2 separate regions of the Homo sapiens genome follow, and region 1 is linked to region 2. Evidence: chromatin contacts called from ENCODE Hi-C data. All regions are on one chromosome and are shown on one strand. The core of a region is the stretch at or near the end of the contact, and the rest is flanking DNA. Distances in the headings are between cores, read along the strand shown.

Evidence for each region. Hi-C counts contacts between places; a loop is a spot of excess contacts on that map. Pooled maps may share reads with other maps.
Region 1: a loop to region 2 is called in a map of naive thymus-derived CD4-positive, alpha-beta T cell, with 7 times the contacts of the local background. The contact joins the promoter of XPC here to the promoter of VGLL4 in region 2. A Hi-C loop is called at or near these places in 1 of 168 maps with a recorded cell type or tissue (naive thymus-derived CD4-positive, alpha-beta T cell), 1 of 37 single-sample maps with no recorded cell type and 6 of 50 pooled maps.

The regions. Positions count from the first base shown.
Region 1 is chr3:14,176,786-14,181,321 of GRCh38, reverse strand. XPC (XPC complex subunit, DNA damage recognition and repair factor) reads left to right here and starts at 2,721. Exons shown (of 16, transcript NM_004628.5): 1 at 2,721-2,856. The coding sequence starts at 2,754. LSM3 (LSM3 homolog, U6 small nuclear RNA and mRNA degradation associated) reads right to left here and starts at 2,505. Exons shown (of 4, transcript NM_014463.3): 1 at 2,441-2,505. The coding sequence starts at 2,461. RefSeq lists enhancers at 2,412-2,461, 2,562-2,911 and a silencer at 2,962-3,081.
Region 2 is chr3:11,640,971-11,645,296 of GRCh38, reverse strand. It overlaps VGLL4 (vestigial like family member 4), which reads left to right and starts at 1,382. Exons shown (of 5, transcript NM_001128219.3): 1 at 1,382-1,860. The coding sequence starts at 1,779. RefSeq lists enhancers at 1,159-1,238, 2,429-2,798.

The sequences.
Region 1 (4,536 bases), core at 1,472-3,971, 2.5 Mb before region 2:
ACACATACATGAGAAGTTACACAGCAAAATAATCATGACTATACTTTGTTCCCTCAAAATCCAAACTGCCTGACCCAATTTCAGGGCATAGGGTCTCAGGGACTTTAGCTTTATCTCAAATATTATGTAATCATTGGAAAAACACTCACTTAATGCCTACCATACACTAGTCAGAATGCCAAATAGAGGTGTAGGTTTATGGGAAGATTATGAATTCAGCACAGGTTGAGTTTAGGCTGCCAACTGGTGAATAAGATAAATATATTTAGTAGCCAGTATAGAACACTGGTTGAAAGCACTGGCTTAGCCGGGCATGGTGGCACATGCCTGTAGTCCCAGCTACTCCAAGGGCTGAGGTGGGAGGATTGCTTGAGCCTGGCGAGGTGGAGGTTGCAGTGAGCCAAGATCGTGCCACTGCACTCCAGCTTGGGCAACAGAGTGAGACTCTTGTCTTTTTTTTTTTTAAAAAAAAAAAAAAAAAAAAAAAAAAAAAAAAAAAAGGCAAGCAAGCACTGGCTTTGGAGTCAGGCAGTCCGGGTTCAACTCCTGGCTGTGACCTGACATTTATGAACTGAGATTAAAAATCATGCCATCTGTAATTCTCAGATTCTTCATTTGTAATTGAGAAAGCCACAACCTTCTTTCTGGGTTCTTATGAGGATTAAACTAGTTAATGCATTTAAAAACAGTGCCAGGAAAACAGAAAATATTAATATTTAGAAATGGTTCCTATTGGCCGGGCGTGGTGGCTCACGCTTGAATCCCAGCACTTTGGGCGGCTGAGAAAGGCAGATCACCTGAGGTTAGGAGTTTGAGACCAGCCTGGCCAACATGGTGAAACCCCATCTCTACGAAAAATACAAAAATTAGCCAGGTGTGGCGGCACGCACCTGTAGTCCCAGCTACTTGGGAGGCTGAGACAGGAGAATCACTTGAACCCAGGAGGCAGAGGTTGCAGTGAGCTGAGATCACGCCACTGCACTCCAGCCTGGGCGATAGAGTGAGACTCCATCCAAAAAAAAGAAAAGAATAGAAAAAAAAAGGAAAAGAAAAGATTCCTATTAATATTATATTATTACAGAACTGCTGGAAACATTGGTTTTAGAGGTCAGGGCTAGGATGACTTGGGGTCACCCACATGGAAGGGATGGTTGCAGCCGCTAAGAGTTAGAAAGATTATTCAAGGAGAGCTTCTTCAGTAAGTACACAAGGCCAGTGGAGGAAGGTAACTGAATTGGTAACAGGCTCTGAAGATTCAAAAGGCCTGATGAGAGAAAAAAATAACCTAACTCAACTGGTCCCTATGTCCCTCAGTTCAACAAGTGTTTGTTAAAGGATCAGATAACCAACTGTTAGATTACAATGATAGAGAAGTCACAATCCCCACCCTCAAGGAGCTCATTCTACTGTGGAGAGGCATACAAATAATTATAATACTGTAAGAATATGCACATGAAAAAGCCCTACTGCTACCTAAGCCTCTGTCTGGGATGCCCACTGTCTGCTCTTTTCATCCTGTAGCTTTAAATATTGGCTTCTCAAAGAGGCTTCCTCTGATCATCTAACTCATTCACTCAAATATTTTTTGAGTGTTTCCAGCACTGTTCTAAACCCCAAAGACAAAAGAATGAACAAAACAAAATCCCTGCTCTTATGGCATTTACATTCTAGTGGGGAGAGATTCACATTAAACAAAGATGCATACATTTAATATGAAAAAATAACTCTCTATGAAGAAAAATGAGGCAGGGTAACCAGAGTAGCGGGAGTGCTATTTGGGCAGAAGTCCTCTCTGAGGAGGTCAGATTTCAGTAGAAAGTTTAAGTTGTGGCATGATCTCCAAAGATATTTGAGGAAGAAAAAGACCAGGTGAAAAAGCTTCTAGGACCATCTGTTATTCTGCATACCAGTTCCTTGTTTCCTTCACAGCACATCACAGTTCCTGGAAGTCTTACATATTTATATTTACTTTTATCTGTTCTCCTCGCAAATATAAGCTCCAAGTAATGGCAAGGATCTCTTATATGTCGATGTCAGTGTCCCTGGCCCTTAGAACAGTGCCTAACCATACAAAGCTGATGTTCACTCTATCTGCTGAATGAATAAATAATTGTTGCGCTCACTAATGATAACAACTCCTAACTTTATTACCTGGCTTTCTATTGGAATCCTGACAGCTCCATGAGGTAGCTAAGGATAATAATCTACAGATTTAAAAAAATGAAGCGAAGAGTGTGAGAATAGTCATCAGGTGGGCTTCTAACAGGAAAAGGTCTCAGGGCCTACGGCAAAATTCGGAGGGGGGGTTACGGAAAGGACAGGGTGGATTAGGCCATGGTGACTTGGAGAGAGGAGGCACGACTGGCCATTTTTCCTGAGTCTGGAAAAAGCAGCCTAGTACAAGAAGCTCCTTCGAGCGACCTCCTTAAAATACACTTACCTGGTCTACGTCGTCCGCCATGTTTCAAACCCTGCGCCCTTTCCCGCCTCTCGCGAGAACACAAGAGCAACGTCAATCTCCGGAAACGTGAGGATACAATACACCGGAAATAGAGAGAAACCTGTTGTGCTCTTTCCTGCTTCCCGCAGTTTTTTAGTGGCCACGGGTATGGGGTGGAGCTTCCTTTAGGGGCGTGACTAGGCCTCCAACGAAGGGGCGTGGCCAAGCGCACCGCCTCGGGGCGGGGCCGGCGTTCTAGCGCATCGCGGCCGGGTGCGTCACTCGCGAAGTGGAATTTGCCCAGACAAGCAACATGGCTCGGAAACGCGCGGCCGGCGGGGAGCCGCGGGGACGCGAACTGCGCAGCCAGAAATCCAAGGCCAAGAGCAAGGCCCGGCGTGAGGAGGAGGAGGAGGGTGAGAGCGAGGCCCAGCGGGCTTCGCGGGAGACGCCGCCGGTGGGCGGAGGAGGCCCAGAGGCAGGGCGGGAGTCCAGACGCGGAGGCCTGGTGGAGGTTGCTGCGCGCGTTCCGCGCCGTGGGGGCAGCCCGGCAGGCTGCGGCCGGCCCTCCCCGCTGTCCCCGCGTCTTTGTCCTGCGCACCCAGAGCGGTTTCCCGCGAGCTTCGCCCGATCCAAGCTCCTGCGTAGCTTTTTTCCCGCTCCCCGTTGTCCAGAGGATACAGATGTTCAGGGTTGAACTCGGAGAAGGCAGTTATTTGTGTCCCAGGAAGACAGACGGACGGACCAGGACGTAGAGTGATGCAGTGTGCTGACTCCCGAATGATAACTTCAGCTGAGTCTCACCCAGAGTTCCACAGTGGGATCCCACCTGACTTCCCCTCATGGATATTTGATAGGCTTCTTACATTTGTCATGGGCAATGCAGAACTCATGGTTTTCCTCTTTAAATCTATGCTTTCCTCCGTTTTTCCAGTCTCAATACTTGTTATAAAGCAAAGCCCACCTTTTTCTTATGTCCACACATCCAGTCCGTCAGCAAGTCCAGTCAGTTCAGCCTCAAGAGTGTATTTCAAATTTGTCCACTTCTCTTCATTTCCATGACCACAGCCCCTGTCCAAGTCATCATCACCTTTCAGTTGAGTGACTGCAGTTTCCTCTTTACTGGCCTCCCAGCTCTGCATCCAGCAACCCAAATAATCTTAAAAAAAAAAAAAATCATGCCCTGCTCCTGCTTTAAACTCCCCTTGGTTTTCCATTGCTCTTAGCTTAAAATCCAGTTGTTTTATCCTGGCCTACAAGATACTACATGTTTTGGCTCTTGCTACCTCTCCTGTTTCTCTTACCACTTGTTTCCTTGCCAGATACCCTCCTTATTGGCCTCCTTTCTCTTCCTCAAATATGCCAAGTTATTCCTTGAGTCTTTTCCTTTGATGTTCCTTCTGCCTAGAGTGAACCCCCCATGGCTTTTACCAGGGCTGATTTTTTCTATTTCTTCAAAACTCAAGTTAGACATTCCTTGAGCAAACTAAGGTGGTCCTTCCCAGATACCCCGCGGATACTAAAACCTGTGATGCTCAAGTACCTTATATCAAATGGCCTAGTGTTTCCATGTAACCTATGCACATCCTCCGACATACTTTAAATCATCTCTAGATCACTAATAATACCTAATACAATGTGGATACTATGGAAATAGTTGTCATGCTGTATTTTTTAAATTTGTATTTTTTTTCCCGAAATATATTCATCTGTGGTTGGTTGAATCTGTGGATGCAGGGCCCGTGGATTGGTAGGGCTAAATGCTAAATAAATATTTTATTTATTTTTTATTTTTTTCGAGACAGTGTCTCACTCTGTCGCTGAGGCTGGAGTGCAGTGGCGTGACCTCCGCCTCCTAGGTTCAAGTGATTCTCCTGCCTCAGCCTCCCGAGTAGCTGGTGTTACAGGTGCCTGACACCATGTCCGGCTAATTTTTGTATTTTTGTATAGATGGGGTTTCGCCATGTTGGCCAGGCTGGTCTCAAACTCCTGACCTCAGGTGATCCGTTTGCCTCGGCCTCCCGAAGTGTTGGGATTACAGGCATGAGCCACTGCGCCCGGCTAGTAAATATTTTAAATAATTGCAAAATGCAGGC
Region 2 (4,326 bases), core at 133-2,632:
TTTAACATACAACTCCTTCAAATTATTTATTCAAATATTATTTTGGAATATTAAAAATATATTTTTAGAATAGTAATTCAAATGTTTAGTTTTTGTTTTTTTTTTTTCTATTTTGTTAACACGTTCTTGATGTGCTGAAAACTGAACATTCAGTGGTTCACTCGTTCAGTAAACAGTTTTTGGGCACCTGAACTTGGTTGTGCTAGGCACTGGGTAATCAAAGTTTAAGCCCCAAGTTCTTCCAATAGCAAATAGTACAGCTGCATGCCACTAGCTTCTTACACACAGGTGGGTGACATACATGCCAAATGAAAATAATTTTACCCTTTCCCTCTATAATTTCAAGTACACTTTTAATTTTTGATATTATAGCCCTATTTGCTTAAACACTCTTCCATCTCTTCTCCTCTCCTTGTCTCCTTTTTTTCTTTTCTTTTTTTTTTTTTTTTTTGAGACAAAGTCTCACTCTGTTGCCCAGGCTGGAGTGCAGTGTCACGATCTTGGCTCACTGCATCCTCCTCCTCTCAGGTTCAAGCAATTCTCCCACCTCAGCCTCCTGAGTAGCTGGGACTACAGGCGTGCGCTACCACACCAGGCTAATTTATGTATTTTTAGTAGAGATGGGGTTTCACCATGCTGGCCAGGCTGGTCTTGAACTCTTGACCTCAAGTGATCCGCCTGCTTCGACTAGGATTACAGGTGTGAGCCACTACACCCGGCCCCCTCGTTTTTTTAAATAAAATTATAACATTAGGTGGGAAAAAACACTTTAAAAGTAGTTCTGTCAACTATTTTGGGGGCTGTGGGCCAGTCATTTAATCCATCTGAACCTGTTTCCTCTGCTGTGAAAGGGTGATACCCTCCTTGCCCTGTCCATCTCAGTTGTTATGGGGATTATGGAAGAAGCTATATGTAACATTAACATCAGAAATTTAAATATCCAGTTAAAGTGTAAATGGATATTATAAAACAATCTTTAAAAGAAACAAAGACACTATATATATATATATGGCTTATGCATCACTAGCACTTTGGGTTTCCGAAACCCCAACATGAAGTTTCACGAAAGTTGCATTCCATGGGAGTTTGCTTCCATGATGGATTTTTTACTTTGTACTTAGCTCCTGAAAAAGAAACTTCCTGGGTTTTCTTTTTTCCTCCTACGGTTTTGCAGCGGCTTGGCTGCTTCCTGTCAAGAGCCACTCTGCCAAGGCCCCGTCTCTAGAGTCTCTCCCCCTCCCCTTTCTCTTTCTTTCCAACACTTGCTACATTGAGAGGCTGATCCTGTGCAGAAGCCCTCCCTGCCTCGGCAGCGCGGCGCAGTGAGCATGCTCGGCCTCCTGCGGGAAGAGGAAGCGGCGGCATAGGAGTCATGCCAAGCATAGCCCTCATGTCAGCGCTGCCGGCTTGCAGCGGGCTGTGAGAGGGGCCGGCGCCGCTTTGTCCTAGGAAACGGGCTGCGCGTTTCTCTTTTTCACTCTTTTCCATTTCCAGGAAGGACTTGTAAGGACTTCTGAAACGCTGTTTTCATACTCGATCGGGGATACAGTACATACACCGTCTACCAGTAAGCCCTTGAAGGGTTTCGTGTGAGCTCGATTTTTTTGTGCCTGATTTTTTTTTTTTTAACTTTTGCATACTTTGTTTTGATAGTCTGAGGCTGGGCCTCTGCCTTTGTGAAGTTGAAGAGCCAGGAGCTACTCAGCAACAATTGATTTTTGAAACTTAACTCTTTTGGGGCAAAAGCAAAGAGCTGGTTTTCTTTGCTAGCCCAATAAATGCTATTTATGAAGATGGACCTGTTGAACTATCAGTACTTGGACAAGATGAACAACAATATCGGCATTCTGTGCTACGAAGGTAGATGTCCCGTTGTAGAATTACTGCCCGTTGCTCGTCCCGGCCACTCCTCCTCAGTGTGCTGGGTGCCTGCCTTCTAAGCGCCCGCTGTCCTCCTCCGGGGTGTAGGGCACTTGAAAGGCCGGCGTTTCTTAGGTTCGGTTCGGCACCGAGTGTGTTCGGATCTCAGGCTGCGGGGGGCGGTGGAGGGGGCTGGACGGGGAGGCAGTGAAGTAGAAACCCTTCAAAGTTTGCTCGTTGCTTGCAACGTACTCGCGCCTCACATTTTTAACTCTTTAAAATGTATGTATTTTTGATTTCCGTTAATATTGTCTTTAGGGGAAGGACTTGTAGGACGCCGGTAAAAGTTGAGCCTCTTTGGGGGAGGGGCTGGTAAGGATTGCACCGTCTACTGTACCCTGCTGTGGGCCACGGCGCCCTGCAGCTCACGGAGGGGGAGCCAAAGTTACAGCGAGTTTTTGTGCTCGCGAGTGAGCGTCCCAAACAGCGGAGAATGTCCCTCTCCCGCGTGGGGCCGGAAGGGCACCGTGTCAGCGAGCACAGGCGGGCTCTTTGTCTCGCTGGCGCTTCCTGTGCAGCCCGGGGAGCGCTGACACTGGGGGGTGTTCCTCGCGCTCCGCTCCCTGTGGGAGCGATTACACAACACCCCGACCCCCAGCCTGCCCTGAAAAAGAGAGAGCCGCGCCGAACTGTTATTTATTACCTCCTACTGCCCGCGAGGTGCTTCCCCCACTGTCTTGTATTTCCAACTGTCTCTGGTAGCAGTCAGAGAAAAATCTATTTCTTAAGCCCTCGGACATCCTCTACGTGCGATTTGAAAAAGTGGCAATGGCCCTGGGTCTGCCGCCGAGGGCATCTCCGGGGGAGTTCGGCCTGGCAGGAAGAGTGTTTTCTGTTGTAACCACACACACATCCGGGACTCTTCTCTTTCTCATTCAGCAGGAGCAGTTTCCATTTTTTCTCCAATAATACACGGGACATTTCTCTTGAAAAAGAAAACAGTTACAAAAACTTGGGAGGGTGATTCACTTGTATTTTTTTAATCTAAAAACTTCAGGCCTGTTTCCTAATCAGTTGAAAACTCACCCTTTCAAGAGTATTTTTCCCCTTCAAGGAAAAAAAACAACAACAACCCTCATTCACGTTGTTTTTTAAAACTCTATGGATGAGGATCTCATATTTAACGTTTTTTAAAAAGAGTATTTGTTTTTCTTTACTCCTACTAGTTCCTGCTATGAGAATTTTCGTGAATTTCTTTCTTTGCATCTGATGTGTTAAGTAACATCTTGCTTCTGAACTCACTTAAAAAAGGCAGCCGACTTTAGAAAGCCGTAAGCAGCCATTGCTGGGCTTGTTTCCCGTGACATTCACACATTGTAGTCAGGGTTTTGTTTTTCTTGTTTTTTTTTTTTTTAACCATCCCCGCTTCCCCCAACAAGAAAGAAAAACTTCTGAGGCAATTTCTGTTGTATTGTCTTTGCCAACAAGTAATACGATATTTTAAAAACAAAACATAATGGCCTAAGAGAGAAATATAAGATTGTTAGGAAATTGATACCAGATTAGTTTTTCCTGTCTCCGATTGGTGAGGACCAACTTACGGACAGCGAGCCCAGGTCGAGTTGTTGTGTAGCATGCAACACCCAGGAAACTAGAGTGCTCTGCTCTGCTCTTCTCTCTCGGTATTTGGGAGGAAGAAACTTTGATTTTGAAGATTGAGTAGCTATATGGGATAATGGGCTGAAGTCTGTTTGGTTTAAACATCTGCTCCTATTTTCCTTATTATGAGAGTTAACATTATTTTAACACCAGAATAAATACAGAGGAAATGAAGGAAAGCACAGCAAAATTTGAGTGGTGTTTATAGTGAATTGTTGATGTCCTAGTGGTTTTCTCAGTGTAAACACTGCACACATCTGGTCTGAACTCCAGAGGGTGTTTTGAAGATGGGCATAAATCACACACGGGATTTTTTTGTAGGAAAAGTTGGAAAGGTTATGGTTCTTTAAAATCCAACACTTGGACTTGGAGAATATTCGTTTTAAACATATCAGCTCCCCAGCATTCCAGGGAAGTTGTTTGGAAAATGGAATGTACTGTTGGTAGGCAACATTTGATTTCATTTAGGGCACAGTCAAGTTTCATGCCCCTTAAGAATAAGGGACAAATTAATTTTATGACATTTTAGTTTTAAAAATTAAGATGCGGATGGTTAATTATTCTTACCAGCTAAATTATACCATATTCCTTAGTTGTATGAGACATAGCTCTACTCTAAAATAAACCATGTGTCTGGTCTTTTTTTTTTTTTTTTTTTTGGTGATGAAGTCTCGCTCTTGTCCCCCAGGCTGGAGTGCAATGGCGCGATCTTGGCTCACTGCAACCTCTGCCTCCCGGGTTCAAGCCATTCTCCTGCCACAGCCTCCTGAGTAGCTGGGATTACAGGTGCCTGCCACCATGCCCGGC